4 separate regions of the Homo sapiens genome follow, and regions 2, 3 and 4 are each linked to region 1. A link is a loop called in an ENCODE intact Hi-C map of the cell type or tissue named here. Cell type or tissue: endothelial cell of umbilical vein. All regions are shown on one strand. Region 1 has its middle 12 kb from the start of MACF1. Region 2 overlaps MACF1 (microtubule actin crosslinking factor 1). Region 3 overlaps MACF1 (microtubule actin crosslinking factor 1). Region 4 overlaps MACF1 (microtubule actin crosslinking factor 1).

Region 1 (8,000 bases):
TCTGGGGGCCAATTCTGGTAGCTAGAGCTCTGGGCCAAGTGGAGCAATTGGCCAGTCTGGAAGGGCCTCATCGTTCATTGTCAAAGTTTATTGATTGATTGATTGATTGATTGAGACGGAGTCTCACCCTGTCACTCAGGCTGGAGTGCAACCTCTGCCTCCCAGGTTCAAGCAATTCTCCTGCCACAGCCTCCCAAGTAGCTGGGATTACAGGTGTTTGCCACCATGCCTGGCTAATTTTGTATTTTTAGTAGAGGCGGGGTTTCACCATGTTGGCCAGGCTGGTCTCGAACTCCTGAGCTCAGGTGATCCACCTGTTTCTGCCTCCCAAAGTACTAGGATTACAGGTGCGTGCCACCACACCCAGCTAATTTTGTATTTTTAGTAGAGGCGGGGTTTCACCATGTTGGCCAGGCTGGTCTCGAACTCTTGAGCTCAGGTGATCCACCTGCTTCGGCCTCCCAAAGTGTTAGGATTATAGGCGTGAGCCATCATGCCCGGCCCATTGTCAGATTTCATTTAATATCCCTGTTTTCACTGAGACACCTGGCTCCTGACCTCACACGGGCCTGAAGACTTCCAACCAATCTTGTTTTCAGCCTTACTCTGCAGCATGCCTTCTCCTACCAAGTCTTCAGAGGTTCCTGGTGCTTCCAATTTCTGAGCCTTTCTGGGATTCTGCAGTACAATTTACCTTGTTTCTTATTGTTGCCCATTTCCTGCAGGCACTTAGCAGAGAGAAAGAAAGCTGACATTTAAGTTTTCGACCATTTGTTTATCCACACTCCAGTGTATCAAACTTTTGTTGCTATTTCTTATTCTTATTTTCTGTGGGTTTGTGCCATTTTAATTCTCTTACTGTCACTTTTCTGAGGTTTCTGAAAGGGAGCTAAATGTGCTTATTAAATTTGTGATGGATACCCCAAAGTTGGCAGAAGTTAATCTTCCCAATTTACTTACCTCTCTCTGAGCCTCCTCAACCCCAACCCAAATACACAAACCCTGTGGTTCATTCTAGTGTCACTTGTACTTTCTGTTTTTCATTCTCTTCCTCATGCTATCTCTCCTCCTGGAGTGTTTACTCTTCTTATTTCAGACTGTTGAAATCCTATACATTCTTCTAGTCCCAGGTTATATTTCTTATCTATGGAAGCCTTTTTTTTGACTTCCCCAACAGGAAATGACCATTTCATTGACTGAATTTCTGAAGTTCCATTCACTGAGTTCTTATAGTCTTGCCCTCCTGACACAGCCTGTACTGCTTTATGTTAAGACTATCTGTATACATATTTCTCCAGTTAGATTGTAAGCTCTTAAAGGATAGTAGCATAAGACTGGCTTTGTAATTTTTTTTGTTATTGATAACAATCAACATAGTACCTAGGCAACTAAATATTTCACAGAACCACAGAATTTTAGAGCTGGAAAAGAATTTAGAGATCTAGAATGTGAACTCATTTTATGAATGAGTAAACAGATCCAGTGTAGTTAAACGATCCTGAAGTCATTTAATAAGCCAAGAACAGAACTGGACCTATAATCGTCTCTAGTTCTGTAATGTCTAAATGCATTGATAAAATCTGATATGTGCTTATTTAGATATTCTGGTTTATCAAAGGTTAACCAGAGAGTGCTTTTTGTTTCATTCTTGTTGAAAATTTTTGTCAATATCTTTTTGGTTTTAGTAATTAGGTATGCCATAGGTAATTTCTTTTCTTTTCTCCCTCCTTCGCTGCCTCTCTCTCTTCTTTCTTTCTTTTTTCCTCCCCTCCCCGCCCCTCTCCTCTCTCTTCCTTTCTCTTTTCTTGTCTTTTCTTTCTTTCTTTCTCTTCTTTTGTGTGTGTGTGTGTGTGTGTGTTTGTTTTTGTTTTTTTTTTTTTTTTTTGATGGAATCTTGCTTTGTCACCCAGGTTGAAGTGTAGTGGCGTGAGTAGCTGGGACTACAGATGTGCATCCCCACACCCAGCTAACTTATTGTATTTTTTCATAACAACAGGGTTTTGCCATGTTGCCCAGGGTGGTCTCGAACTCCTGGGCTCAAGAAATCTGCCCTCTCGGCCTCCCAAAGTACTGCGATTACAGACGTGAGCCACCGCCTTGTGCTGTCTCTCTTTTTCTCTTTCTCTCTCTTTTTGATAAAAATCAGGATCTTGAGTATTCTGGATTTTGTCAAAAACTGAGCTGGAGGTGGTGCGGTGGCCTGTAATTCCAGCACTTTGGGAGGCCGAGGCAGGTGGATCACTTGAGGCCAGGAGTTTGAGACTGGGTTGGCCAACATGGCGAAACCCCGTCTCTACTAAAAATACAAAAATTAGCCGGGCGTGGTGGTGTGCCTGTAATCCCAGCTACTTGGGAGGCTGAGGCACGAGAATCGCTTGAACCTGGGAGGTGGAGTTTGCAGTGAGCTGAGATCGCACCACTGCACTCCAGCCTGAGTGACAGAGTGAGACTGTGTCTCAAAAACAAACAAACAAAAAAACCCCAAAACAACAACAACAAAAACTAAGCTGGATAATAGTTTTCTTCCCAGGCATATATGAGCATCAGAGACCCAAGGATTATAGGTAGGGAAAAAATGTAGGCAACTGTATTGAAGGTGCTCTGATTTTTAAGAAAATTTTAAAAATTCACTGGATATGATGTATTTGGGGTGATTCTTTCTTTCTTTTTTTTTTTTTTTTTTTAACCTAGCAGTAAAGTACAGGCCCAGTTGGGTCCTACTTAAAGTTTTCCTGTTTGACAATTTATCAGGAATTATTATTGCTTAAGATAGCTTTGAAGTAAATTGTCTGTGTCAAAGACCTTCCTCCACTTCTCTCACTTACCTAGCTCTTGGCAGCTGTTTCCAAAATGTTTGCACTAACTCCATAGATTCATGTCTGAAGGATTAGATACTCCAGGAACATCTATTGGGAGAAAGTTTAACTACAACTGTTGTCCATTTTTCAATTAATGTGCCAGTCACTAATCAAAAAAACAGATGCTGTCGTTTTCCTCATCCACTACTTGGGACACCTAAGGATGGATGGACAGATACTTAAGAGGCTGCCTCCTTCTTCTGAGATTGGGCTTTTCATCAGGGCTGTGCCACAGGGTGTGATGCTGTGTGATAGCAGATGGCTCTGCTTCATGCCCATTACTTTTTGTTTTATCCAAAGTAGAAGCTGTGGTCCCCAGATTTTAGAGAGTAAGGGCTTAATCATACTCATTGGCTTTTCTGCCTTTGCCTGTTTCTGCATTGCCACCTGGCTGCCATTAGAGGGAATTCATTACAACTCTGAGTCCCTGCAGGGAGCTGAGAGGAGCTATCCTTGTGTTTAGGATGGGACATGTGTTCTTAAAACTGGGCCAGGCACGGTGGCTCCCAGCACTTTGGGAGGCCGAAGCAGGTGGATCACTTGAGGCCAGGAGTTCGAGACCAGCCTGGCCAACATGGTGAAACTCCGTTTCTATTAAACATACAAAAATTAGCTGGGTGTGGTGGTGTATGCCTGTAATCCCAGCTACTCAGGAGACTGAGGCACAAGAATTGCTTGAACCTGGGAAGTGGAGATTGCAGTGAGCCGATATCTCACCACTGCACTCCAGCCTGGGCGACACAGCAAGACTCTGTCTCAAAAAAAGAAAAAAACAAAAAACTTAAAAATGGTTACCCAGATTTCCTTTTATGACTTGTTCAGTCAGAGGCAGCTGGGAGGATGCACGCTGGGGAAAGCATTACTCACCAGGCACACATAGTGGCCCTGACTGCTGGCAAGTAGTCTGGGCTGTGTTAAGAGTGAGTCACCTCGGGGAATGGAAAAATTGCAAGGTACTGAGGGGTAGGAGTTGTGTGCCAGTGACTGCTCCTTTTCTGTCTGCTATTTTCTCTATAAGGACTCATCACAAAACCATAAATACTGACGATCCTGTTGAGGCAGCCGTGAAGCCAACCAACTTTATGGTGATAATGTTTCCCATAAAAGGAATGAGCTGACTGGACATAGCATTGTTGCCTTCTATGTTACAGGTGTATATAGATTTTGACACAAGCTTGAACTTGTATAATGAAAGTTCCATGTGTGAGAATTTCATCAGAATAAAAGCAACACAGTTTTCTTTGTTGTTTAAAAACTTAGTCTTCTGTGTCTATCTATCTTTGTCCAGTAGGGGTCACTGAGGGTTAGGCTCTCAATAAGAGAAACACTAATCTAGTGATAAATGAGCTGGATTCCTTGTCTATTGTGACATCTTTGTATATTCAGTACTATGTTTTTTAAAATATTAGAGCAGAAACAAAAGGCGTGAACTTGTATTAAGAACTTTATGGGCGAAGCGCAGTGGCTCATGCCTGTAACCCGAGGCGGGTGGATATCACCTGAGGTCAGGAGTTCGAGACCAGCCTGGCCAACATGGTGAAACCCCGTCTCTACCAAAAATACAAAAAAATTAGACGGGCATGGTGGCGCATGCCTGTAATCCCAGCTACTTGGGAGGCTGAGGCAGGAGAATTGCTTAAACCCGGGAGGCAGAGGTTGCAGTGAACCGAGATTGTGCCATTGCACTACAGTCTGGGCAACAAGAGTGAAATTCCATCTCAAAAATTAAAAAAAAAAAGAATATTTCTGGACAAAAATAACAATCCTGGGCAAGATTCTGGAACAGTCCCCATAGACAGGGCTTCTTTTCTTCGTATCATTTTTTTCTCCATTTCTTTAAGATGTTGGCTACCAGAGTTTCCTGGAAAAAGCTTACTAGATAGATATTATTTCATTGGGGAAAAGGGTCAAAATGCCAGAGAGAGAGATTACTTAAAATGGTAATATGGCTGTTGAGGTTGACTAGATATTCTTGTCCTTTCCCTTTTTGAAGCAATGCTGTCGAAGCCTAATTTGACTTAGTCATTGAGCTGTTCAATACCACACATTACTTTCACTTACCTTCTTGCATTTGCCACTGAGGATGACTTGATGCCCTGCTAGGAGGTCTCTTGTGTGGTAATCATAATAACAAGAGTTGGCATTAATGAGTCAATGTTTAATGCTTTTTAAATAGTTAATGCTTACTGTGTGCCAAATATATTATGCATTTTCTCACTTAATCCTCACTGTAACACTGTGAAGAGGTAATTTTATTATCCCTTTTTGACATGAGATAACTATGGATTAAAGAGATTAAGTAATTGGTTCATAGATACACAACTAGAGATTGTGAAATCAGAATTTGAATATAGGTTTGGCTCACAAATTATATTTACAGCCCTGGTAAGAGAGAGAGGGAGAGAGAGAGAGAGAGAGGCAGGCACTTGGGTTTAAGAGTGAGTTTTCTTTTTTCTTTTTTTCTTTTTTTGAGACAGTTTCGCTGTTGTTGCCCAGGCTGGGGTGCAGTGGCATGATCTCAGCTCACTGCAACCTCCACTTCCTGGGTTCAGGCAATTCTCTTGCCTCAGCCTCCCAAGTAGCTGGGATTACAGGCACTCCTGGGTAATTTTGTATTTTTAATAGAGATGGGGTTTCACCATATTGGTCAGGCTGGTCTCGAACTCCTGACCTCAGGTGATCCAACCACCTCGTCCTCCCAAAGTGCTGGGATTACAGGCATGCGCCACCACACCTGGCCAAGAGTGAGTTTTCTAAGTGCTGTACCAGAGCATCTCTCACTTTATTTTCTGCCCCTCCTCTTTAGTGTTACTTTCCCTTTTCTTTCTTAAGGGTAAGACCTTCAGTTGCTGAGCTTGATAGGAAGGCCATCTAGAGTTAGATCCTGGGCAGAATCCATATCCGGAGGGATTTCCAGAAGTGGAATTTCTTTTCTTTTCTTTTCTTTTCTTTTCTTTTCTTTTTTTTTTTTTTTTTTTTGTGATAGAGTCTTGTTCTGTTTCCCAAGCTGGAGTGCAGTGGCGCGATCTCAGCTCACTGCAGCCTCCACCTCCCGGGCTCAAGGGATTCTTCTGACTCAGCCTCCCAGGTAGCTGAGACTACAGGCACATGCCACCATGCCCGGCTAATTTTTGTAATTTTAGTAGAGACGGGTGGCCAGGCTGGTCTTGAACTCCTGACCTTAGGTGATCCACCCCGCCTCAGCCTTTTAATGTGCTGGGATTACAGGCGTGAGCCACCATGCCCAGCCAAAAGTGGAATTTCTTTCTCCCTGCCTTCCTCTCCCCTCCCCTCCCCTCCCCTCCCCTCCCTTCCCTTCTCTATTGTCTTGCTCTGCTGTCTAGGCTGGAGTGCAGTGGTGTGATCATAGCTCACTGTGGCCTGAAACTCCTGGGCTGGAGTGATTCTCCTGCCTCAGCCTCCCAAGTAGCTAGAACTACAGGTGTGTAACCACTGGGCCTGGCTAAGTGTTATTATGTTTTGGAGAGATGGGGTCTTGCTATGTTGCCCAGGGTGGTCTTAAACTCCTGTCCTCAGGCAGTCCTCCTGCCTCAGCTTCTCAAAGCGCTGGGATTACAGGGGTGAGCCACTGCTCCCAGCCAAGCAGTTTAATTTCTGAATTAATAAACTATCTTCCTTCCAGCTCCAAGGAAAAGCAAAACTTACACTTGTGTTCTTGGAGACACTTTTTTCTTTTAAATTCCCAGGTAGATTTGGAAGTTCACTGTTAAAGATGGTTCGACACCCTTGTTAGTGTATGTTACCTACTAGGCCTCTCTAGAAGAGCATTTTGAGTTATTTCTGCCATAAGATGAATGGTTTTCCAGGCACTTGTTCTCGGTTGTATGTTTTTGTGGTCAAAAAAGATGCATTACCAGAAGAAATGTTTATATTTTGGGAGTATTCATAATTCACTGGGCCCAGCTTTGCCCTTTCTAGTGTGCACCCGCCCCCATTCTTGCTCTTAAGCAGTTCTCAGATCCTCTCATTCATTTATTAATTTGCTCATTCCACAAATAGTTATTTAGTGACTAAGATTTTATAAAGGAGAGCAGACATTTATCTAGCTTCAAAAACAGTCTAGTGAGGGAGTAACAATATGTGCTCAGCTGTATTATAAAGCACAAAGTGCTAAACTTTATGAGAGAAACAGATAAAGTATAATAAAAGCTCAAGGGAGGGAGAAGTTTACTTCTCACTGGGATGGAGGGAGGAACTGGAGATAATTCTGTGGAAGTACTGGCTTTAAGCTGGTCTATAGAAATAGGAGTTTAATATCTGGAGATGGGAAGGAAAAACGTGCCAGGATAATGAGGGAAATATTGTGAAGCCAGAGAGTTTTGGATTTAATTTGCTGATAGGGAGAAATGTAAAGTTTTACAGTGAAGTTATAAATAAACATTTATTAAGCATTTAAAATGTGCCAATCATTATACATGCTTCAAGGAGATTACTGTTGTGGTGAACGAGGGCAGGGTTGGTAAGTTGGAGACTGAGATTAGACAGATTAGGTAATTTAGGTGAGGTAAGTTATCAGTTGCCAAGGTTTCGTACAGTCTGAGCAATATTCATAGTCTTTGTGGTCAGATGTAGTTTGTTTGCTGCTCCTCCAAATAATGACAATTATAATCAGCAATTATTGAGCAGGTATTGAGCACCTGAAACACATTAACTCATTCATCCTTACTACAACTCTGAGACAGATGCTATTATTATCATCATTTTACAGATGAGGAAATTGAGGTTCCATGAAGTTAAGTAACTTGCCCAAAGATGCTAAATGTGATGTATACATAGTAGTATGGATTTAAACCCAGGCAGACTGGGCTTATAATTTCCATGCTACTATAATACTCATGGCATCTATGTATACGGAGCAATAAATATGGAGATTTTCCTTACTTTATTGTATTCAATGACACTTTTGTATGTAGAATGTTCTTTGTAGACATTCTGGGCCTTTGCAAGTTGTCTCAATACCACATTGCCAAACCTTAGAGGCAGAGTCATGGATGTCTCCTAATTAAGTTATCTGAAGCCCACATCCTCTGCCTGTCTTCAGTTAGATGCCTAGTGTACTCATGGGAGGGGACAGATGACAAGAGTTTCAGGGCCAGGCTTTGATGTCTGCATCGTGCCATT
Region 2 (8,000 bases), 220 kb after region 1:
AAACTCATTTGAAATTTGGCTTCAGTGCATATGTTTGTGGTTACAGGGGTGGGGGAAATATCTGAAGAGGGTCTCTGGAGCTCCCTGTATTTCTCTTTTAAAAAGTTTATACACAGCATGTGAAATGAACAGATGCTTTTTTTTTTTTGTAGCTATCAGGGCAACAAGAGGTGGAAAGCTGTATCAGGTATTTATTTCAGTCCCTGAGATGGCTATTGGCAGAGTTTCACATACCTAAACTAAGGAGAAACTCATGAACAGATAAAAATTAAGACATGGAGGAGAACTTGTGCTTCCTCTCTTGATTTATTTCTAAACACATACTGATGATTTTTTAAAAAGAGCAAAGCACTCAGAAAGTATTCTTTGGCTTTGGGTTCTGGGGTTTTTTTGGAGGTGCGGTGGGAGGATTAGATTACTATATGTAATTTCTCTTTAGGTTGTATTTAAATTTGTTTTCCTAACACCCTAATTAGAGAGAGTGTGACTGCAGATAATAAGTAATTCGAATCTGAATTTCATAGTCGTAGGAATGCTCCATTTATTTATTTATATGGATCACTGATGAGAGTAGTAAGAATATTGGTAGATAGACATGGGAGGGAATTATTTAAGAAAAGTCTGGATTGGTTGATACCTGACTTGGTGAGGAAACAGTAAAGGAATTTCTGTTCATGAAGTTTGTGATTCCACATCAAGATAATTCTTTATGGCTGGGAACAGTAGCTACGCCTGTAATCCCAGCACTTTGGGAGGCTGAGGTGAGTGGATCACCTGAGGTCAGGTCACCAGCCTGGCCAACAAGGGGTGAAACCCATCTCTACTAAAAATACAAAAAATTAACTGGGTGCGGTGGCGCATGCCTGTAATCCCAGCTATTGGGGAGGCTGAGGCAGGAGAATCGCTTGAACCCAGGAGGCAAAGATTGCAGTGAGCCAAGATTGCGCCACTGCACTCCAGTCTAGGCGACAGAGTGAGACAGAGTCTCACTCAAAAAAAAAAAAAAAAAAAACATTCTTTATAATAGAATAACCACCCATGTTTCATCCAGAGCCAGAATTCCTCAGATTCTTCCAACCAGAGGGGCCCTGGCATGCTAAACAGTCTGTTATGATATCTGAACACTTAAGTGAATGTATTTGGCCAGGGATATTTGCTAGTAAAATTGATCTTTCCTTCCCTGAGTTTTTCCAGTTGTGCTGAATAATTAAAGGAAAATTAAAACCTGGATTCCCTAAACTGTTAAGTATCAGATCTGTAAGCTGTCAGTCCTTAGGATTACAGTGTATCAGAGTTAGAAAGGACTTTAAAATTCATCTGAACAAACTGCAGAAGATTTGTAAATCTGTTTTCCCAAATCTCTGCCAAGTGATTGCTTGAATTTCTGCTCAAACACCTCCAGGGTCAGGAAAGTCACCAGTTTAGGGGACACTCTATTCTTTGAATAGCTGTGAGAAGCTCTTTGTTGGTTTTAAATCTCACATCTTAGTGTGCCAGCTTAAGGAGATACCCAGAACAAGTTTCCTTCCTCCCACGTCTCAGCCCTTCAGATACTTCATGCTAATTACATCTCCTAGAACTTTCTCTAGGTCAGACATTATTGGGTCTTGCACTGTTTGTTCTTCATAGGACAGGGTTTCTAGTGTCTTGGCAGTATACGACCAAGAGGACACAGGATTCTGGGGCAGTGCCTTTAAAAGTTTTAGAACTAAAAAATATTAAAACTAGAAAGGGTGTCAAGACACAACCTAGTCGGCCTCCCCACCCCTTTCAGTTTACAGATGGGCAGAGTCTTTTGGATTTGAGTGGGTAGAATTGATCAGCAGCCGTTGTTGAAGTGAGAAATGAAGTGTAAAGCATTTTACCAGAGAAAGGTCTTTTAGTTGCCTAATTCCGATTACAGGCTTCAGCGCACTTCTCATTTTTGCCAAGGACCAGTCTGATTCCCTAAGTAAGCCTAAGGCTCAGCTCAAGGTTTCAGTGCCAGATCTTCATACACCAGGTGTTGGTTTCACTTACTGTTTGTGTAAAGGATAGAAATAACTTTTCCATAAGTTTTGCGGTATATATTGACCACATGGTCCGACAGAGATTCCGAATTTTAATAGATGTTTTTTTCCTTCATAAAATCAGAGAATGGCCATCACAAATAGAACAGAGTATTGGACCCGTTCAGAGATGCAGCTGCCTCTGGTGGACAGTTTCCTGGGTTGCCCTTTGTACTTTCTTTGTTTAACAGTCACCAGGTGACCAAGTGGCTTTTCTAAAAGCCAAAGGCCGTGGACGACGGGATTGTGAGCGACTTTTCTCTAGTGTTTTCTATTTGAGATTTGAAATACCCATGCTTTTCATCTGGTCCAAGGAGGCTCAGGTTTCCTTGGCTGTGCGCAACTATAAAGGACCCAGGTGTTTGGTCGTAGGGCTCAGCTGTTGGCATCCCCACCTCCCCCAACACCCCATTTTCTTCCGTCATTGATACCACTCAGGTCTGTGAGCAGAGAAATCCTGGTGGGAGAATTGACCAGGACTTGATATACTTGAGAAGGGGGAGAGGGAAGGTAGAATGTGCCTAGAGTTATCCAATAACTTTGGTCTCTGAGCGTGACCGAATTCCTTTGGGACACCGGGAAAGTGCCGGGTTTAAGGCTGGAGTGTTCTTCGGTCCGGCAAGGGGCGCGCTAAAGGTGACACTGGAAGGAGCAGGGACAGCCTTTGGCGGCAGAGATGGAGCCGAGAGCGATGCAGGCGGCCTACCCCAGCCGGCGCGACCTGCCGGCACACGGGAACTCGAGTGGCCGTCGCCAGAGCCGGCTAGCTGGGGGAGCGCGGGCGCCCTTTCTGGATTCGTTCGCCTTTGGGCTGGGCTCGGAGCCGGGCCGGTTGGAGCGAGACAGGGGCGGGAGGGGCCGGGCCAGCGGGAGGAGGGCGGGGCTTTCCTTTGTCAGGGGATTTGCGCCGCGCAGCCCAGACTCGCGCGGGTTCCGTTCCTCTCCTTGCGCCCTCTCCGGGGGCGGGGCGTTCCCCTCTGGCCCCGGGGCGCGGTGGGCGTGGGCTGCGGGAGCCGAACGGCTGGCGTCCCGGGTCTCTCGCTCCGAATCCCGCAGAAGCCCCTCCTTCGGCGCCTCAGCCTCCAATCCTCTCCACCGCTCCCTCCACTCTCGGAGTCGCTCCTCTCCCCGGCCCCGCCCCCGCCGGGCCCCGCCCCCGCCCTCGTCCTCCTTCCTGTGCTCTCCGCGTCGCGCGCTCCCTGGCTTCCAGGGGGCTGCCCGGGCGGGGCGGCGCAGCGCGGCGGCGCGGGGAAGGGGGAGGAGAGCCGCCCGCCAGCCGAGCACTTCCAGCGAGCTAGCGAGCTAGCGGGTCGCGCTGCGCGGGGGAGGAGGACTCGCCCCCCGCCCGACCCTAGCGGAGCCTTTTGTTCCCAGCCAGAAGTTTGCATGCCGGGACCGTGACAGCTGCGGGCGGGGAGGACGGCGGGGCCGCGGGGCCAGCGGCGTGGTGGAGAATAGAGGCGGCTGCTTGTCATGCAGCCCACGGCGTGGCGGCTGCGGGCCGGGGACTGGCGGCGGCGGGCGAGGCGGCGCCCACAGCACTCGGGACTCAGCTGCCGGAGGGACAAACTAACTTCCTGAGCGCGGGACCTGAGGCTGGCGCGGCCGGGAGCCACCTGCAGCCTGCGGTGAGGCGACCCTGGCCCTCGGGGCGCGCGGCATGGCGCGGGGAAGCGGGCCGTGCTGAGCGAGCCCCTCCGACAGACCCGCGGCCGCTGCTGCTGCCCGCCCGCCCGCCTGCCTTTCCGAAGGCCTGGCGCGGGGCTCCGCTCGCCTTGTTTTGCAGCTACAGCGCAGGGTTGGCCTGGGAGCCACAACAATGCCATGATGTTTTGGAGACAGGAAGCCCCAAGCTGGCCCCGAATGAAGGACTTCCTGTGTTTAAAGTTGCAGGAATATCCGCCGACCAGCCCAGTTCAAATGCAAACACCCCAGCTAGGGAGGACGAATGGCTAATTCAGACCAGCTGGACTCTCCAGGGCTGGAACTGAGGATAAAATGAAAGGAATTCTTAGGAGCTTGGGCCATACTTGAAGACTAGAGAGGCTGTGCCATTGTTATTAAAGGATACAATCGGCATAAATTTGCTGCTCCCAACTCTGCTTCGGTGAGAAGTGAGTGGAACTAGATATCGAAAAAGACTCGTCAATATCAGATGATTTTTGTTGACTGTATTTGAAAGAGCAGTGCTCTTAAAAAAAATTAAACCATAAGCCATACAAGGAATTATTTTAAATTATATCGTCTGTCAACCATGAGGCTGCTAGCCTGTGAGGAAAAAGCTGTTTGTCTTAGAGCTTCTCCCAGAATGGTTTCAAAACGGAACTTCCAGGCCTTTCTGGAGGGCAGATGCAATTGGTGGTTTGGGGTATGAACAGCTAAAAGGATTTATAACTTATGTAGAATGCATTTGGGGGGAACCTGTGAAAAATACTTTTGAAAGATTGATGGTTCATCTTGATTGAAAAAGGATGGGTAAGCCACTCAGCAGACCAGACTGTTTAAGGCGGAACCCCAGCTGCCTGGGGAAAGGAGAGGAGGAGGATGGCTACATAGAGGACTGCTATGTTCCACAACGGTCTATATATGATACGATGAGGATAAATGAGCAAATTGACCAGGGGTCAAAGCTTAACCAGACTTCAAAAAGCACCATGGAAAAGATGGAAGGAAGTACTATATCCAGCAATGGTACATTAGGAGCAGCATCTAATGTTTTTGAATCTAGAGCACCAGAAGGTAAGAAGCTGGATGAGAGGATAATATTTGATGCACTAAAGCTAAGCAGTGATGTGCAGAAGTCAGCACCTGTGCCACCCAGAAGGCGGCCAAATGCAGAACGCAAAGACAATGTTAACAGGAGATCGTGGAAGTCCTTCATGCCACCCAACTTCCCAGAATTTGCAGAGAGGATAGAAGCTTCTCTCAGTGAGGTTTCAGAAGCTGGTGCTTCAAATCCTTCCTTGCAAGAGAAGAAGGAGTCCAGTTCTGCATTAACAGAAAGTTCTGGTCATTTGGACCACAGGGAACCTCAGTCAGAGTCAGTAACTCTGGAACATGTGTCCAAATCCATAGGTATTCCAGAGGTGCAAGATTTTAAAAACTTAAGTGGAGACTGCCAGGACTTTAGATTTCAGCAGCACAGTGCAAACCCTCCTCATGAATTCCAGCCTGTAGAATCAGAAGCTGTAGCAACAAGTGGTAACACAGATGTAATGCAGGAATCCAGATTCTCAAGTGCAACCTGGCCGAGGGCCACAAAAAGTTTAGCTAAGGGAGGCTTCAGTGAGAAGCAGCACCCCCTTGGGGACACAGCCTGCACTGTGGAAATGCCACCTCTCTCCCCTTGCCTGAGTGAAGAGCTGTTAGATCCAGAATTGCATGTTCTCATAACCCCCAGCCTGAGAGAGAAAACAGAGTCTGAGCTAAAGTTTGAGGAGGATGAGCGATGGATTATGATGGAGGCTGAGGGAGAGTGGGAGGAAGAGAAACTGTCAGACAGGGAAAAGACTTTTCTGATGGCAGATGAGAAGAACAGCCTGGCAGATATTTTTGAAGAAAGAGAACAAGCAAACACAGCAGTGGTGGAGGATGGATCCGATTGCTTAGCTGCTGTCTTGAGGACTTTTGGCCACCTATCTCTTGGTCAGATTTGTTGCCCTGATGACCCACAGCCAGCCAAGGACCAGTTGGCTACTGTTCCCAAGGATATACCCCTGGATTGCGATTGTGTTCTTACAGGTGAGGATATTCTCGGTGAGGTGGCAAACAGAACTGCTCAGGGGTTAGAGGGACTTGTTTCAGATTCAGCATGTACTGTGGGTACTATTGATGCAGAACAGCTCTCTGACACAGACTCAGTGCAGATGTTTCTTGAACTTGAAAAGGAGTGTTTATGTGAAGAAGGAGTAACTCCTCTAGTTGAGCTACAGAATCAAATCTCTTCTGAAGGGCTGGCTGCATCCCAGGATGCAGAAAATTTACTCGTAATTAGTCATTTTTCAGGGGCTGCCTTAGAAAAGGAACAGCATTTAGGCCTTTTACATGTAAGGGCAAAAGATTATGATACTAGATTGGATTGTGGATATTTTAATACCCTGGATTCTTCTCAGGTGCCTAATGCTGTGGAACTTATTGCCCACGTTGATATCATGAGAGACACTTCCACTGTTAGCAAGGAGGAATGTGAAAAAGTGCCTTTTAGCCCCAGGACTGCAGAATTTAAGTCCAGACAGCCAGCTGATCTGGATTCACTGGAAAAGCTGGACCCAGGAGGACTGCTGAACTCTGATCACAGGGTTTCTCATGAAGAAAAATTATCAGGCTTCATTGCTTCTGAGCTGGCCAAAGACAATGGCAGTTTGTCCCAGGGAGACTGCAGTCAAACTGAGGGGAATGGTGAGGAGTGCATTGAGAGGGTCACCTTCAGTTTTGCTTTTAATCATGAACTAACAGATGTTACCTCAGGACCTGAAGTAGAGGTGTTATATGAATCAAATTTACTAACAGATGAAATTCATTTGGAAAGTGGGAATGTAACTGTTAATCAAGAAAATAACAGTCTGACATCAATGGGAAATGTGGTCACTTGTGAATTGTCTGTGGAGAAAGTTTGTGATGAGGATGGTGAGGCAAAAGAGCTGGATTATCAAGCCACACTTTTGGAGGATCAAGCTCCAGCACATTTCCACAGAAACTTCCCAGAGCAGGTCTTCCAGGATCTCCAGAGGAAGTCCCCAGAGTCAGAGATTCTGAGTCTGCACCTGCTGGTTGAAGAACTGAGACTTAATCCAGATGGAGTGGAAACTGTGAATGATACAAAGCCTGAGCTGAATGTGGCATCATCAGAGGGAGGGGAGATGGAAAGGAGAGATTCAGATTCATTCCTAAATATTTTTCCAGAGAAACAAGTTACCAAGGCTGGTAATACTGAACCAGTTTTAGAGGAATGGATACCCGTCCTCCAGAGACCTTCCCGGACTGCTGCAGTACCCACTGTCAAAGATGCCCTAGATGCTGCACTGCCCAGCCCAGAGGAGGGTACCTCAATTGCTGCAGTGCCTGCCCCAGAGGGAACTGCTGTAGTTGCTGCTTTAGTGCCCTTTCCACATGAGGACATCCTAGTTGCTTCAATAGTCTCCTTAGAGGAGGAGGATGTCACAGCTGCTGCAGTATCAGCCCCAGAGAGGGCTACTGTCCCAGCTGTTACAGTATCTGTCCCTGAAGGGACTGCTGCAGTTGCTGCAGTGTCCTCCCCAGAGGAGACTGCTCCAGCTGTTGCAGCAGCCATCACACAGGAGGGTATGTCAGCTGTCGCAGGGTTCTCCCCAGAGTGGGCTGCTTTAGCTATTACAGTACCCATCACAGAGGAGGATGGTACACCAGAAGGGCCTGTCACCCCAGCTACCACAGTGCATGCTCCAGAGGAGCCTGATACTGCAGCTGTCAGAGTGTCCACCCCAGAGGAGCCCGCCTCCCCAGCTGCTGCAGTGCCCACCCCAGAGGAGCCCACCTCCCCAGCTGCTGCAGTGCCCACCCCAGAGGAGCCCACCTCCCCAGCTGCTGCAGTGCCCCCCCCAGAGGAGCCCACCTCCCCAGCTGCTGCAGTGCCCACCCCAGAGGAGCCCACCTCCCCAGCTGCTGCAGTGCCCACCCCAGAGGAGCCCACCTCCCCAGCTGCTGCAGTGCCCACCCCAGAGGAGCCCACCTCCCCAGCTGCTGCAGTGCCCACCCCAGAGGAGCCCACCTCCCCAGCTGCTGCAGTGCCCACCCCAGAGGAGCCCACCTCCCCAGCTGCTGCAGTGCCCACCCCAGAGGAGCCCGCCTCCCCAGCTGCTGCAGTGCCCACCCCAGAGGAGCCCGCCTCCCCAGCTGCTGCAGTGCCCACCCCAGAGGAGCCTGCCTTCCCAGCTCCTGCAGTGCCCACCCCAGAGGAATCCGCCTCCGCAGCTG
Region 3 (8,000 bases), 130 kb after region 1:
CTTTTTCCAGTCTCAACCCTGGAAATCAACTGTTTCTCCAAGGAGTTCTGATTCTTTTGGGCAGAGAATATTATTTAGAAACTAAGATCTGGGTACCAAATGTATTCATTGTTGTTGGAGTATTATTGCTTATAGGCCCACTTAGCAGACAGAGCTAGAAAACATAGGCCGGGTGTGGTGGCTCACGCCTATAATCCCAGCACTTTGGGAGGCCAAGGCAGGTGGATCACCTGAGGTCAGGAGTTGGAGACCAGCCTGGCCAACATGGTAAAACCTCGTCTCTACTAATAATACAAAAATTAGCCAGGCATGGTGGCGTGTGCCTGTAATCCTAGCTACTTGGGAGGCTGAAGCAGGAGAATCATTTGTACCCGGGAGGCGGAGGTTGCAGTGAGCTGAGATCGTGCCATTGCACTCCACCCTGGGCAACAAGAGCGAAACTCTGTCTCAAGAAAAAAAAAAGAAAACATATATTTACAAATATATATATGCATACACACACACACACGTGTTACATATACACACATATACATGTACGTAAGTTTACAGATATAGATCAATATATTTATTGATCTCTCAATTTCTCTTTCTCTCTCTCTCTCTCTCTCTCACACACACACACACACACACACACACACACACACACACAAATTCATATGTATTTGTCTCCCCATCCAGTTCCCAACCCATAGCACAGGGATTATTCTAGCCTCTTTCCATATTTTTAACCCCCTTCCCCAAGAGAGAAAAACCTGCTTTATGTTATCCACAGTATATTTACTTATTGTTCAGTCCTAGCATTTACAGATAGTAGTTTCAGAATTGTTAACTCACTGCAGTAAACAAACCTACCAAACTAGAGTTTAACATTTATTTATAGTTCCTTATGTCTTTAGCCTAAAGGTATATCTATAGTTCGAATACTGAGTTCAGAAATTGCTTGTGTGTGTTCTTACCCTTTCTTCCCCTTCAGTGTGATTATGTTATTTATCTGAAATACAGTTAGGCTTATATATTTCTGTTGTGTTCCATTTGAGAGCCACCCTTAAATTTTCCTTATTTATTTCTTTACAAGAATGTAAAACATTAACATGGTTCTAAAAGTCAAATCTATACAAAAAGAAGTGTATTCCCCTCTAGCTAGTCCTTTTATCCCCTTTGCCTTCCTTCGATCCTTTCAATTCCATCCTTTTCATCTCATTAGTTTCTGGTTATCCTTTCTGTCTGTCTCTTTGTATAAACATATACACATATATTTTCTCATTTTCCCTTCTTTTATATACAAAATATAACATGCTATAGATACTCTGTTGACTTTGCTTTTTCTGCTTAAAAATATATCCTAAAACCACTTAATTCACAGAAATCTTTCTCATTTCATTTACAGCTGCATAATTCTCCATCGTATGTCTGCTTCATAGTTTATTCAACCAGCCTCCTATATATGGGCATTTAGGTGGTTTCCAATATTTAGCTATTACAAATGTGGACTTCTTTCTACCTTTTTTGTTCAATTCTGTCTCCCTCTTTATGTGTGTCTTGTTCCTGGCAGCACACCCAGGAGGATTTACAGCAATTGAGGTCAGACTTGGATGCAGTTTCTATGAAATGTGACAGCTTTCTCCATCAGTCTCCATCTAGTTCAAGTGTCCCAACTCTGCGCTCAGAACTGAATCTGCTGGTGGAGAAGATGGACCATGTCTATGGTCTCTCTACTGTATATCTGAATAAGTGAGTGAGCTGAGGTTTTGGGTCCAAGAGCAATATTTTCCATTGGGATAAGAAAGAGAAAGGCTTAAAGTATTTCATGAATAATACAGAGAGATTATAGATCCTGAAGAGCATATACTGATAATGAGAGGTCTTGGCTTCAGTTCCTAGTAACATTAAGTAGGTTCATTTGGACTGCAGTGAAGAAGTGCCAGTGATATGAAAGGGGAATTAATTTGCAGTGTTGGGACTATGATTTACCTCACTTCTGTTTGATTAAATATTTCTGAAAATAATACTTAATGGCATAAAGACAAAGGAAGAGACACTAAAGAATAAAAAGAAAAGTTTTTAGTTACACTAGGTATTAGACTTTGAAGGTCTTCCCTCTTCCCACCCATCTCTACCTATGACCTTGAAGAGTAGCGCATCTTAAACTCTTCATAGTGTAAAATGGGTTTCTGGCTTCATGCCTTTCTTCCATGAGTCCACCACATGTATGCATGTTCCAATGCCACTTAGAACTTTATTTTGAATTGGCTTAAATTGGCAGCATAAAAACCACATTTACTTGTTTTCACAAAACCCTGTCAACATCTAAAAATGGTGACATTGATTTTGGTTATTATGTTTTATGAACCTCTCTATAGCACTCCAGGTATATAACCCTGGCTCCTAAAATTCATGTGTTAATGAAGGAATGTGTATTTGTCCCCACAGGTTAAAGACAGTTGATGTTATAGTACGTAGCATACAGGATGCTGAACTCTTGGTCAAAGGTTATGAGATTAAGCTGAGTCAAGAAGAAGTAGTACTGGCAGATCTCTCAGCTCTGGAGGCCCATTGGTCGACATTACGGGTGAGTTGCTCTGAGTTTCTTAGGAGGTTGACCTAACATATTCATTGCTTTGGGTTAGCAGAGAAATGCAATTTTGGATGGCATGACACTGATTTAAATTTGCATTTGAATAAGGCAGAATGTCATTAAATATATTTTAATATGTATTCAAAGAAGAAGGGACTGAGAAGTATGTCTAGCTAGAAAGGGAAGAGAAAGGACTAGGTTTTTCTATTTATTTTTTCCCTTTTCACCTTAATAAAATCATGGATTAATTGGATACAGTCAGTGGTTGTGCCATAAGTTTATAAATCACTTAGCTGTTATCTAATTTGATTCTCACAAGCCACTCTGTGAGGTGGACAAGAAGAGATTTTTCTCTCCATTTACAGATGAGAAAACCAACACTTACTCTGGCTAAATGACTTATTTTGGTTTCATATGTTATAAGTGGTGAAGCCAGGTTTCAAACACAAGTTCTATGCACATTTCTCTATAGAGTACTGCCTGTCCTTGGCATCCCAGTGTGTATCAGGAAAGCAGAGACCATGACATGTGGAGGCAGTCCTGGCACAAACATTCCAGGGCACAATCACATATACAATGTGGAAATAGCTGTAGACCGTGTCCTTGTTTCCCACCTTAGACTGACTCCTTTTTAGCATGGAAAGTATACAACCTGTTTCTGTACTTATGTTTCCACAGCACTGGCTTAGTGATGTGAAGGACAAGAATTCAGTGTTTTCAGTCCTGGATGAGGAAATTGCCAAGGCCAAGGTAGTGGCAGAGCAGATGAGTCGTCTGACACCAGAGCGAAATCTGGATTTGGAGCGCTATCAGGAAAAAGGCTCCCAGCTGCAGGAGCGTTGGCACCGAGTCATTGCCCAGCTCGAGATTCGGTGAGTGGTGGCCCCACCTTTTTCTCCTATTAGAGTTCAGGGACTAGGTCTTAAACAAAAACAGAGTTATATCTGTACATTTATATTTAAAGGTGGAAATGGATAGGGAGGGGTGGAAATTTAAAAACCACATAAATTCTGGACAAGTAAGTGACAGAAAGGTGAGACCGGCAATCTCAAAGCAGATGTAATGCCTCTCCTGTGTCCCAGGTCTTTTCTAGTTAAGCCACTGATGACAATGGCTTCCTGGAATGTAGACTTGAAAGGTCCCTGGTGATCTTTTCTCAAGGACAAAACCTATACTCTAGTTCTTGTTTTATTAGCTTTGTATCCAAATATGAGCCATTTTTTATGATGGAGCTTTACAGAATTTCTTGCTTTCATCTCATTTGCTAATTCAGTAATTTTTCATCTCTGTTACTAGAGGTCCTGCTTCTAATGACAGATGTAAATAGGAAGGACAGAAACTGCACCTTTTGGAGGCTAAGCTGGTTAGGGAAATTTGTAGGGAGAGGAGCTTAACAACTCATAAGTTTTCATTCTAATTGAAGTCTTATCACAAAGCTGGTTAGACTAGAGAAGTGATATGACTTATTGGAAGTAGCAGGAAATAATGACTATTTTTCACTTCTCTCCCCTCTCTCCTTGAGAAATTATAGTGATTCATAAATCATAGCTGTGCTGTACTGACAGGTACTCTGTCATCAGGGAATAGAACTGTACAGCCAATACTACCTTATTGGTCACCCTGGTAATTCTTGGCAACCTAGGTGAAAAATTTGACAAGGATTATTGTGGGATGCTAGACCACAAGGCAGCATCCAGGGCTAGCAGGTCACAACTGGTTTCTACTCACTTTTTTGACCATAGGGCACTGGTACATGCATAGGTCTCACTCAGCCTTGCATCGCTGTTCCCCGTAGATAAAGATGGATCGTTTGTGGTCAAGCCCAGCTGGATACATGGGTTAAAGAGGGAATTACCTCATTTACTTTATTGTATTTGTACCAAGGTATCTGATAGCAGTTTCCCTTTGTTCTTCTAGCCAATCTGAGCTAGAAAGTATCCAGGAAGTTCTGGGAGATTACCGAGCCTGCCATGGAACTCTCATCAAGTGGATTGAGGAAACCACTGCCCAGCAGGAAATGATGAAGCCAGGCCAGGCAGAGGATAGCAGAGTGCTTTCGGAGCAGCTCAGCCAGCAGACGGTGAGTGTGGTAGTAGCTCTGGCGAGAAGAGTTAGAAATTTAAATTTTCTTTATCATAAAAGAAAATGATGTACTGGCAATTAAAGCTTCCTCCAAATGGAAGATATCCAAATTCCCTTTTCTTTGAGTGGTTTGAGCAGGATCGTCCCAAGATACTGGTTTTGCATTTAGACTAGAGAACCTGTAAGGTACCTTCAGTTCTGAGTTTCTGTAACTGTATTGAAACCACTAGATGGACAGATTAAAATTATCTTTATTTTGTTTTTTTTTATATTACATTTTATTTTACTAGGATTAGATATGGGGTTTTGAAAACCAAGGGAAAATTGTAAGTAGAAGAAAATGATTCTTTTTTTTTTGAAAATGATTTATTTTAAGCATTTTTTTTTTGTTGGTATTTTGTTTTGTTTTGTTTTGTTTAGCATTATGGTTAAGAGTATGAGATCTGGAGTTGTATTGCCTGGATTCCAATTCTGGCTCACTTACCTACTATAAGCCTTTGAAGAAGTTATTTAGCTTCTCAGTGTTCTACTTCCTTATCAGTAAAATGGACATAGTTTGTTATTTATTTAACCTACCTTATGAGATTATCGTTGCTAGGATTAACTGAAGTGATACATGTAAAATACTTAGAATAGTGGTTCTCAAAGTGTGGACCCCAGACTAGCAGCATCCGTATCACCTGGGGACATGTTAGGAATGCAAGTTCTTGGGTTGGGCACAGTGGCTTCTGCCTGTAATTGCAGCACTTTGGGAGGCCGAGGCATGGGGATCACTTGAGGATAGGAATTTGAGACCAGCCTGGTTAAGAAAGCGAGAACTTGTTTCTACAAAAGATTAAAAAGACAAAAAAGTGCAAATTTGTGAACCCAAACCCACTGAACCAGAAACTCTGGAGGTGAGGCCCAGCAGTATGTGTTTTAACCACCCTTTCCAGCAATTCTGATGCAGCTAAGGTTTGGAAACTACTGCCTTAGAACATAGTAAATGTTCAGCTCTTTCAATGGTGGTAATGGCAATGATAATGTTGTGATATTTTGCTTCCTAGGCCCTATTTGCAGAAATTGAGAGAAATCAGACAAAACTGGATCAATGTCAAAAATTTTCCCAGCAGTACTCTACTATTGTAAAGGTAACTTTACCACATCCCAAAAAGAACATGAATCATCACCAGCTCAGGAAAACCTACATCTTCACTGTAGGTTCTGTTTCTAGACAAATTAAGCAGAGTTCTTATGCTACAAGCTGGCCTGATCCTTCAGTTAAGCAGATGTGTATTTCCTGCAACCCCATGTTTGGGGTTGCTTGGAGAAGTAGCAGACGTTGGCTGTGATTTGAGGAGTCTCCATTTGCGTGACCGTAGGCCCTTTAAACTTAACATGGCAAAAACAGAATGTTTGAGTTTTCTTCTTAAATATGCTTCTTACTTGTCTTTCCTATCTCAGGAAATAGTATGGCCATTTTTTTCTAATTGCTGAGGCAAAAAACCCAGGAGTCATCCTAAACTGTTCTCTTTGCCTTAAGCTTTATATTCTCCGTTGGCTCTTGTCTTCAAACATGTCCCACATCTGACTGCCTGCCGTTATCTCCCCTCTATTTCCCTAGTTCACATTCCAGTGAAGAATCTTCTTTAGACTACTACAGTACCCTCTGAGCTGGTCTCTTGCTTCTGCTCTGGCCCCCACAGGCTATTTTCCCACAGAGTAGCCAAAATCCCCTTTTTAGAACATATTGCATGTCACTGAATCTTAGACTCCATTGATTACAAGCTACACCATAATTTTCTGCATGCCAAAAAGAGGAAAAAAGAAGAAACTCTGCCAGTTATGTGACATGCCATTGATTCTAAAATATGTTCCAATTTGAAAGACTAAAATGTGGAGAAAATGTGTACCTTAGAATAGATGAAATACAGCAAATAAGATCATGTCACTCTCCTGCTCAAAACTGTCCAATGGCTTCATATCATAGTCGTAATAAAATTCTAAATTCTTACATGGTTTATAAGGCCGTGAATGATTTAGCTCTCCCCTATTTCTCTTAGAATATCTTTAAGGAAAAATGACTTGAGGCCAGGTGTGGTGGCTTATACCTGTAATCCCTGCACTTTAGGAGGCCAAGGCAAGAGGGTTACTTGATCCCAGAAGTTTGAGACCAGCCTGGGCAACATATCAAGATCCCATCTGTAAAAAAAAAAATTTTAAATTAGCTGGATGTAGTGGTGTGCACCTGTAGTCCCAGCTCCTCAAGAGGCTGAGGTAGGAGGCTCACTTGAGCCTGGGACATTGAGGCTATTGAGCCGTGATTGTGTCACTGCACTTCAACCTGGGCAACAGAGAAAGACTGTGTCTCCAAAAAAAAGAAAAAAATAACTTGAGATTATTACATATTTATTTGTTTATTCTGTGACTCTTACTAGAATGTAAGTTCCAAGGGAGCAAAGTTTTTCCTGACTTGTTTCTCAGTGTGTGTGTATAGCACTCAAAACAATGGCAAGTACATAGAAGATGCTTAACAAATACTTTTTGAATGAAGGCTTTCCTTTAGTTAATAACAGAACACTCACTGTAAGAAAGAATTGAGTTCAAACCCTTCACCATTTTCCAGGCTTACTTTGAGTATGCACTTAGACTATGTTTCTGTTACTGTATCTATAAAGTGAGAACAATAATACCTCACTGAGTGATTGTAAAGATTAAATGAGATAATGTATACATAGGACCATGCCTCAAACTTAAAGTGCACTCAGTAAGTGGTAGCAATTGCTTTGATTATATTTTAATGTTCTTACTACTATTTTTTTATGGGTTCCTTCACAAATTCATTCCTTGTTTTCCTTCTACCCGGAGTTTTTTTAAGTAGACAGCAGAAGGACGTTTTAGGCAAAGGAACTGCATAATCCCAGGCAGAGAAGAATGAAAATACTTGATTATATGAGGAAATAGAGAGTATTCTGATATAGCTAGAAGGCACAATAAGGAGCAGTGACTATGGAAAATTAGCGGTGAGATTGGGGCCAACCCATGACAGGCCTTGTTCCATTGTTGTGGCTTTATCTTCTATTCTTGCTTCTCAAAGTGTTGTCTTTGAACCAGTAGCATCCGTAGCACCTGGGAGCTTATTAGAAATGTAGAATCTCAGACCTGCTGAATCAGATTCTGCATTTTAATAAATTATATGGGGATATAATTTATATGCATGTTGGTGTTTGAAAAGCTCTATTCTAGATCATTGAAAGCTTTTTAAGGAGAAGAGTGATGTGGTCATCTTTGGGTTTTAGAAAAAGTATTCTGGTGGAACAATAGAGAATAAATTGAGATTAGACTAGAAGCAGTGAAAGTACCT
Region 4 (8,000 bases), 66 kb after region 1:
CACCGAGAAGATACCCTAATGTTGTACTAGTCCAGTTTCTTATTATAGATAAAGAAACTGAGACCTGGACAGGTAAATGACCTGCCTCAAATCACAAGTCAGAGCAAAGCTGAGACTTTAACTCAGGCCTTCTGACATGCAGTTTAGTGCACCTTCCACTATCCATGCTGCTTTCTACACAGCACCCTTCCTCCTTTGCTTCCTAACTGAAGGAACCAAATCCAGGGATTGATGGATGAGAAGCAGAGCACAAGTGGTGTGGCCATCTTTGAAAAAGAAAAGAAAAATACCTCTTTTGAGAGACAAGGAGAATGACAGAGGGAGGGGTGAAGATACAGAGATGGTTTGTGGTAGAAAGAAGATGGATGAGGGAGTCAAAGAGTTCATCTGCTTAGAGTGAGCCATATGGAAAATATTTGGGATATCTAGGGTTGCCAAGCAACAACAGGGTCAACGTGACATTAAATGGTATGCATATTTTTGGAGTCAGTTCATTTTTGACACTCATATCAGTAATTCTCATTAACTTCTAAAATTCTCTGTTTGCTCTCATAACAATTTACTTCTGGTATAACATTTCTTATTTTCTTGTTATTTCTCTGTTTGCTCCAATGCATTATAGGCTCCGTGAGGACGGGGAATAAGATCTTAACATTTCACCTTCATCTCTCATAATGAATGGTCCTCAGTTGGCACTTAATAAATATTTGCTGAAATAAATTGATAAATAAAAGTGGTAGAAGTGGAGGTTGCTGAAGTGTTTAGGGTACTGGAGAAAGCAGCATTGAAATGCCTGTGTGTGGAGCTAGAGGAAGCTGGGGTGGGGGCCTTACTGGCAGGGTTTATGAGAAGAATTGATTAGCTAGAAGTCTAAATCAGGACAAAAAGTGGCTTTGGTTACTATGATAGAATGAAAACGTGGACAGGTAAGAACAGTGGATTCAAAGAAGGGCAGGGAGATTACTAGAGCCGTTCTTGGTAACGGTAAAGTCCAAGATGTAGCTGTGCAGATGGCCAAGGTAGGGAAAAACGAAAGTCATCAGAATTCAAAAGGCAGGCAATTTGTGCAGATAGTGTAATATTTGGGATATCAATATAAATGCTAAATTTCCAGGAAAGGTGATGATGAGGCAGGAAAAGAGAATAGGAGCTAGGTAGTGAGGTCATTGAGAAAAAGGTTAGCAGAGATTGGAAGGTGGTTTGGCCAAGGGAGGTAGACTTCACAATGAAAGGGGAAGGCTGACAGAGGTAGGACTGAGGAATGTGGACTTGGCTGGTACTGGTAACCCACCAACTGTCAACTGTTAGTGATTAGAAAAATTGAATTCTCGGGGAGGGGACAGGTTTTCCCACTTGCATCCTACTCCCACCGTATAGAAGAGGAGACCAAGATACAGAAAAGGGAAAGAACTTGCCCAGATGAATGTCATTGTAAGGGAGAAATGAGGCCTCCATTTGAGAAGGTCACTAGGGTCCTCTGGAGACACACAAGTTTCAGTTCAGTAGAAGAGATAAAGGGAGGACAGCTGAAGGACACTGTGTCGCAGGACTCTGAGGGTATGATTGAGGAGGCTAACAGAGGTGAAGTAGAAGTAGGGTGGTTTGCCCAGGACACTCCCAGTTTTAAAGTTCCACGTCCCAGGAAATTCCTCCGTTCCCAGCACACTGGGGCAGTAAGTCAGCCTGGGAAGAGGGTGTGTCAGGGCACATTGAGTTGTTGGGATGAGATTTTAGGAGTAAAGCAGGTGCTGCGGGAGGCATGGCAGGTATGGATATCTGTGACAAAGATGGGATAATGGAGGTGAGAGCAGGCCAAAGACTGGTGAGGGAAGAGAGGCATCTCTCTTTTCTGTCTTTCTCTCTCAGAACCTTAAGAAAAAAAAAAAAAAGGCAAAGAAGAAAGAAATCTTGGCCCTGATGGCAATAAAAAAGTGACCCACAATACCTTGTGCTTGCGAGGTTGCTTTTCTGGTGAGAAAGCAAAATGGCGTAGCTACTCTGATGACTTCTTATAAAGCTAATCATATATCATATAACCCAGCAATCCCACTCCTAGGAATATACCCTAAAGAAATTACTGTGCTCACACAAAAACCTGCACATGAATATTCATAATTGCCAAAATCTAGAAATAATTCACATATCCTTCGATGGATGAATGGGTGAACAAAGAGTAGCATATCTCTATAATGGAATACTACTCAGCGATCAAAAGGAGCAAACTGTTGATTCATGCAACAGCTTGGATAGGGATCTCAAGGGCATTATGCCGAGTGAAATAAAAAGACAGTTTCTTTTTTTTTGAGACGGAGTCTCACTCTGTCGCCCAGGCTGGAGTGCAGTGGCACAATCTCTGCTCACTGCAAGCTCTACCTCCCAGGTTCACGCCATTCTCCTGCCTCAGCCTACTGAGTAGCTGGGACTACAGGCACCCGCCACCATGCCCGGCTAATTTTTTGTATTTTTAGCAGAGACGGGGTTTCACCGTGTTAGCCAGGATGGTCTCGATCTCCTGACCTCGTGATCCGCCTGTCTCAGCCTCCCAAAGTGCTGGGATTACAGGCGTGAGCCATCGCGTCTGGCCGGCAGTTTCAAAATCTTGCATGCTGCATGATCCCATTTATCCAACACTCTGGAAAAAGCAAAACAAGGAATCAGGATCAGATCAGTGGTTGTCAGGAATTAGGGGTGAGAGTAGGGTTTGATTACAAGGAGGGGGCCAGCACAAGGGACCTTTTTGGGGTGATGAAACTGTTTTGTGGTGGTAGTTGCATGAATCTATACATGTGTTAAAACTCATAGAACTGTACACCAAAAAAGAAATCAGTTTAACTGTAAATCAATAATGAAGTGATGCAAAAATTTAATCAAAACAAAAAGTCCTAGAGCTCTGAGCCGTGCTTTTATTTCTTTTTCAGGTGAAACTAGTGAATATTCGCAATGATGACATCACAGATGGCAACCCCAAGTTGACCCTGGGTCTGATCTGGACCATTATTTTGCATTTCCAGGTAGGGCATGTGAAGTTTGGAATTCCTGTTGCTTTGTTTGGACATGGCCTAGAAAGTTGCACTGCCTTCCACAGACAGCATTGAGCCTTCCTTCTCTCTATTTGTCAGTGAACAAAGGTGGATGGGAGTTGGAAAGGAAAATTAAGATTGATCTGCAGACAAGCTGTTGTATCGTAAACGCAAAACTTCCTAATTATTTGCTTAATTAAATGGAGGGATTTTTTTACCCATTTGTGGTTTGGCCCTGTCCTCAGCAGTCTGGTTATTAGAGGTCTGTTTGCTCAGCTGAATCAAAATGAGGCTCTTGAAGGACTCAGAATATGAGGGTTGAGAAAAGCTGTTGGTGTTGATGCTTTAGAATGGTGGAGTGAAGGTTCATAGTCCTGCTCTAATGTAGACTTTTTCTCATCTCTAATAACCTTTAAACAAGCCTCGTTAATTAGAATACTTTAGTATCTGGGTTTGTATATGTGCTGGCAAGCACAACCTTGCAGCGGCCATCACACCCAAGAGCATCTTGAAGAATATTCACATGGTCACATGGCCTTCCTCTTCCTAAGAAGGCAAATCCTTTTTAGATCTGAATTGCTATTGGAAAAGTACAGCCCTATTTTTATAAAAAGGCTGTTCTTTTACATCCCTTTTAGGTCAGCCAAACAAAGCTATTTCTCAGACAGCTCTCTCTGATACACAGTTGCTGCACATGAGGCTGATGGATTAGAGGCTGATAGCTAGTGGGAATAGAAGGCAGGGTGCCGACTTCAGGGATGAGGCCAAGGTGACATCCTAGCTGGGGAGTTGGCGCTACCTGCTGGTTAAAGATAGAACAACAGGTGTCCCCGAATTCCTGAGAGAAAAATCTGAGTGCTTAGGCTTGTTTCTTGAGGCTCTAGTTTGGAAGCAATGCTGGCAGTCACCAGCATGGACAGGGCTAGGATTGTGTGGTGGTAATGTATTTTTGTGGAACCACAGGGTATCCTCAGGCAAGCTTTGGGCATAGGGATAACCAGGAACATGAACTTGGTAGGTGTGCTCTGTCTGGCAGGATGGGAAACTTTGTTGAGCTTTCATGGAGGACTACAGTTATCCCTTTGGAACTCTTATGAACAGAGGAGCTTTTAGAGAAATTTGTTTGTTTTTTGGTCACAAACCTGCCCTCACTGTGAGTGCCCAATGTTTGTCTCATAGGTGGGAGGTAAGGAGAATTTATTCACTGTCTCTATTCACCCCAACTACTACAACTAAATTAATTTCCTTTTTTTTTGACCGAGTTTTGCTCTTGGATTGCAATGATGTGTTCTTGGCTCACTGCAACCTCCGCCTCCTGGGTTCAAGAGATTCTCCTGCCTCAGCCTCCCAAGTAGCTGGGATTACAGGCACCTGCCAACATGCCTGGCTAATTTATATGTTTTTAGTAGAGATAGAGTTTCACCATGTTGGCCAGGCTAGTCTCGAACTCCTGCTCTCAGGTGATCCACCCACCTCGGTCTCCCAAAGTGTTGGGATTACAGGCGTGAGCCACCGTACCAGGCCATAACAAATGTTTAAATAGAGAAAACATTTTCTTTTCTTTTTTCTTTTTCTTTTTCTTTCTTTCTTTTTTTGTTTTTTGAGACGGAATTTCGCTCTTGTTGCCCGGGCTAGAGTGCAATGGTGCAATCTCCGTTCACCGCAACCTCTGCCTCCCGGGTTCAAGAGATTCTCCTGCTTCAGCCTTCCGAGTAACTGGGATTACTGGCATGCACCACTACACCCGGCTAATTTTGTATTTTTAGTACAGGGTTTCTCCATGTTGGTCAGGCTGGTCTCAAACTTCCAACCTCAGGTGATCCACCTGCCTCAGCCTCCCAAAGTGTTGGATTACAGGCGTGAGCCACCGTGCCCGGCCAGAAGAAACATTTCCTTGAAGCATTTAAAAATTTCATTTCTTTCTGTTTACTAGTTTTCAGAATAATTAGTTGGTTCGCTAAGATTCTCCAAAGGTGACCAATAATAGTTCCTTTGTTCACCATTTTTTTTTTAGTATCACTGTGACTTGTGGATTTTTAAGCAGACTTAATGTTCCAATCAAATACAGTTATTATTCTTTTTAATAAAATCAAATAGCTCCATCTTTGGCTGTAAAGAGGCTTTCAAGTTGACTCTGAGTCCTTTGGCATGACCACAGTGGTCTTTGATAATTTCCTTTATTTCTTGTGCGATGAGGTATTCCAGACTCTTTTTTTATATTTTCTGTCCCAGGCCTGAAATTCTTAATCTCCCCTAGGAACTGGTTCTCTATTTATTGACCACAGTCTGAATGCTCCTAGGTTGCCCATTATTTCTTTCTTTTTCTTTTCTTTTTTTTTTTTTTTGAAGCAGATTTCGCTCTTGTTGCACAGGCTGGAGTGCAATGGCACCATCTCGGCTTACCAAAACCTCTGCCTCCCAGGTTCAAGCGATTCTCCTGCCTCAGCCTCCCAAGTAGCTGGGATTACAGGCGTGTGCCACCACGCTCAGCTAATTTTTTTATTATTAGTAGAGACAGGGTTGTTGGCCAGGCTGGTCTCGAGCTCCTGACCTCAGGTGATCCACCTGCCTCAGCTTCTCAAAGTGCTGGGATTACAGGCGTGAGCCACCACACGCGGCTGGTTGCCCATCATTTCTAGGCTTTTTCTGTGGGCAGAGCTAGGCAATACTTGTATTATCTCTAAAAACAACAACAACAACAACAAACAAACAAAAAACCCCATGAATTTTTACTGATATTTCTAATTCAAATTTAGGATTGCAGGGTTTTGTTTAACCTCTTTGACTTTATATCATTTTTTTTCTTATACTGAAAATCTTGATCTTAACAACAGTAATGTGGTTACTTACTCTTTTCCTACACACACAGAGATCTGTAAAATCATATATATTATTTGTAATATATATGAATCCAAGTGACAATATGAATGTTATTGTTAGCAGTATGATTACTTTGAAGTCACTTGAAATAATTTCTCTCTATTGTTGTTAAGCCACAAATTCAATACACAATTAAGGTTCATTTGTTTTTATTTGCTTTCAGTTTTGGGGGGTTGCTTTTTTCCTTTCAATTTTACCTTACATTATGTAGATCATTTATATTGTTCCAAAGGGAAATTTTAAAAAGTTAAATACAAATTGTGTTCAGAGAGGTCTAGCTTCCATCTCTGCTCCCTCCATTCTGTATCTTCCCATTCTCTGTAGTTAGCTAAATGTTTTAAAACACCTTTTTGGTTATAATTTCTATTGTTTGTTTATTTTAGGAAAATGCATTCATAAAAAAAACTTTACTGAGGTGTAATTTACATACCATCAAATCAACTAATTTAATGATTTTTATGAGTTGTACAATCATCACCATAATCTAGTTTGGGGACATTTTCATCATCCAAATAAGATCCTTCTTGTTCATTTACAGTTACTGCACATTTTCATCACCAGCCTCAGGCAGCCACTAATTTATTTTCTATCTTGATAGATTTGCTTATTCTGGACATTTCATATAAATGGAATCCTATGATAGATGGTCTTTTGTATCTGGCTTTTTTCACTTAACATAATATTTTTTGGTTCATCCATGTTGTGGCACATATCAGTACGTCATTCTTTTTTATTGCTGAATATTCTGTTGTATGGATATATCATGTATTTTGTTTAAATATTAAGCCAGTTGATAGACATTTGAGTGGTTTTCACTTTTTCACTGTTATAAATAAAGTTATTTGCATACCAGTCTGTGTGGGTTTATGTTTTCATTTCTCTTGTGTATACATGTATATACCTAGGAATGGGATTTCTTAATTGTACAGTAAGCATGTTTAGCTTTTAAAGAAACTGCCAAATTGTCTTGCAAAATGGTGTATCATTTTACATTCCTACCAGCAATGTATGTGGTTTCCTGTGTCTTTACATCCTCACCAGTATTTATTGTCTGTTTTAGATTATAGCTATCACAGTGAGTGTGAAATTGTATCTCTTTGTGGTTTTAGTTTGCAGGAAAATGTATTATTTAATTGAATTCCACAAACATTGACTGGGAATGTTATGAGCAAGGTCTTAGATAGAGTGTATGGAAGATACACGGCTGAGTGCAATGGCTCACACCTGTAATCCCAGCACTTCGGGAGGCCTAGGTGGGCAGATCACTTGAGGTCAGGAGTTCAAGACCAGCCTGGCTAACATGGTAAAACCCCATCTCTACTAAAAATACAAAAATTAGCCAGGTGTGTTGGCGCACTGTAGTCCCACCTACTTGGGAGGCTGCAAAGCATGAGAATCACTTGAACCCGGGAGGTGGAGGCTGCAGTGAGCTGAAATTGTGCCACTGCACTCCAGCCTGGGCTACACGAGACTCCATCACAAAAAAAAAAAAAAAAAAAAAAGAATCTACTACAGAAGATACAAAATTGAACTAGATACAGACCATCTAGTTGGACTCTTATTGTTTAGGAGAGTGAGAACAGACATACCATAAAATAACTTGACAGAGGTTTAGAGAATGAGAGAGGTATGGGTTAGGATGATGGAACACAGTATGAACTCAACAGTGGGCAGCAGTTACTAGTAACAACTTATTATAATTATTAATTGACCTTATAACTTCCAGGGCTTTTGACACAGCCCACTGTTCTTTTTCCTGTTACCAATTTTACAGAAAGGTAATAGCAGCTTTGGCCTAGTCTGTCTTCTGCATGCATATTGGCTGCCTGCTTTTCTCTGTTATTTCAGCACAGCCAAATGCCTATTTATTTGTCTTCTTGTAGGTGGGAGCACCGCTCCCAGAATATTTTCTCAGTTTTAACTATGGATTCCTTTTCTTTGCCGTTCTGAGGGCTTGGTATTTGCCTATACTAGCTAAGTGTTCTGGTGTGTGGGGAAAGGTTCTCTGCTTGTGAAGCTTTTGATTGACTACTGAAGGATCATGTGGAGTGCCCCCCCACCCCCCGCCTCGTCTTGCATCAGATTTGGCATGGTATGTCT

Evidence for each region. Hi-C counts contacts between places; a loop is a spot of excess contacts. Peaks named below come from ENCODE experiments on the same cell type or tissue, not always from the same donor. Only the 100,000 strongest peaks of a DNase experiment are listed, where the experiment ranks them.
Region 2: a loop joins it to region 1, with 2.7 times the contacts of the local background. A loop is called at or near these places in 29 of 110 quality-filtered maps.
Region 3: a loop joins it to region 1, with 4 times the contacts of the local background. A loop is called at or near these places in 3 of 110 quality-filtered maps.
Region 4: a loop joins it to region 1, with 7 times the contacts of the local background. A loop is called at or near these places in 98 of 110 quality-filtered maps.

What each region holds. Positions count from the first base shown.
Region 1 is chr1:39,188,535-39,196,534 of GRCh38, forward strand. It overlaps a transcript of MACF1 not described here. Among named protein-coding and RNA genes, the nearest start is that of MACF1, 12 kb to the right of the region's middle. RefSeq lists an enhancer at 2,974-3,516. In endothelial cell of umbilical vein, CTCF peaks have their summits at 3,250 and 4,148 (motif pointing right); DNase peaks (open chromatin) are centred at 1,207, 3,227 and 3,767; H3K27ac peaks cover 7,868 bases.
Region 2 is chr1:39,405,747-39,413,746 of GRCh38, forward strand. All of the region lies in intron 58 of MACF1 (microtubule actin crosslinking factor 1), which reads left to right. Among named protein-coding and RNA genes, the nearest start is that of BMP8A, 82 kb to the right of the region's middle. RefSeq lists silencers at 2,777-3,386, 3,397-3,626. In endothelial cell of umbilical vein, a CTCF peak has its summit at 5,355 (motif pointing left); DNase peaks (open chromatin) are centred at 3,045, 3,915 and 5,325; H3K4me3 peaks cover 3,977 bases; H3K27ac peaks cover 1,886 bases.
Region 3 is chr1:39,313,961-39,321,960 of GRCh38, forward strand. It overlaps MACF1 (microtubule actin crosslinking factor 1), which reads left to right. Exons shown (of 101, transcript NM_001394062.1): 27 at 1,553-1,731; 28 at 2,431-2,569; 29 at 3,254-3,447; 30 at 4,493-4,655; 31 at 5,704-5,787. Among named protein-coding and RNA genes, the nearest start is that of MACF1, 110 kb to the left of the region's middle. RefSeq lists an enhancer at 7,965-8,000. In endothelial cell of umbilical vein, no CTCF peak of the experiment used is centred here; a DNase peak (open chromatin) is centred at 4,541; H3K27ac peaks cover 2,854 bases.
Region 4 is chr1:39,255,018-39,263,017 of GRCh38, forward strand. It overlaps MACF1 (microtubule actin crosslinking factor 1), which reads left to right. Exons shown (of 101, transcript NM_001394062.1): 6 at 2,919-3,011. Among named protein-coding and RNA genes, the nearest start is that of MACF1, 54 kb to the left of the region's middle. In endothelial cell of umbilical vein, a CTCF peak has its summit at 3,836 (motif pointing left); a DNase peak (open chromatin) is centred at 3,824; H3K27ac peaks cover 255 bases.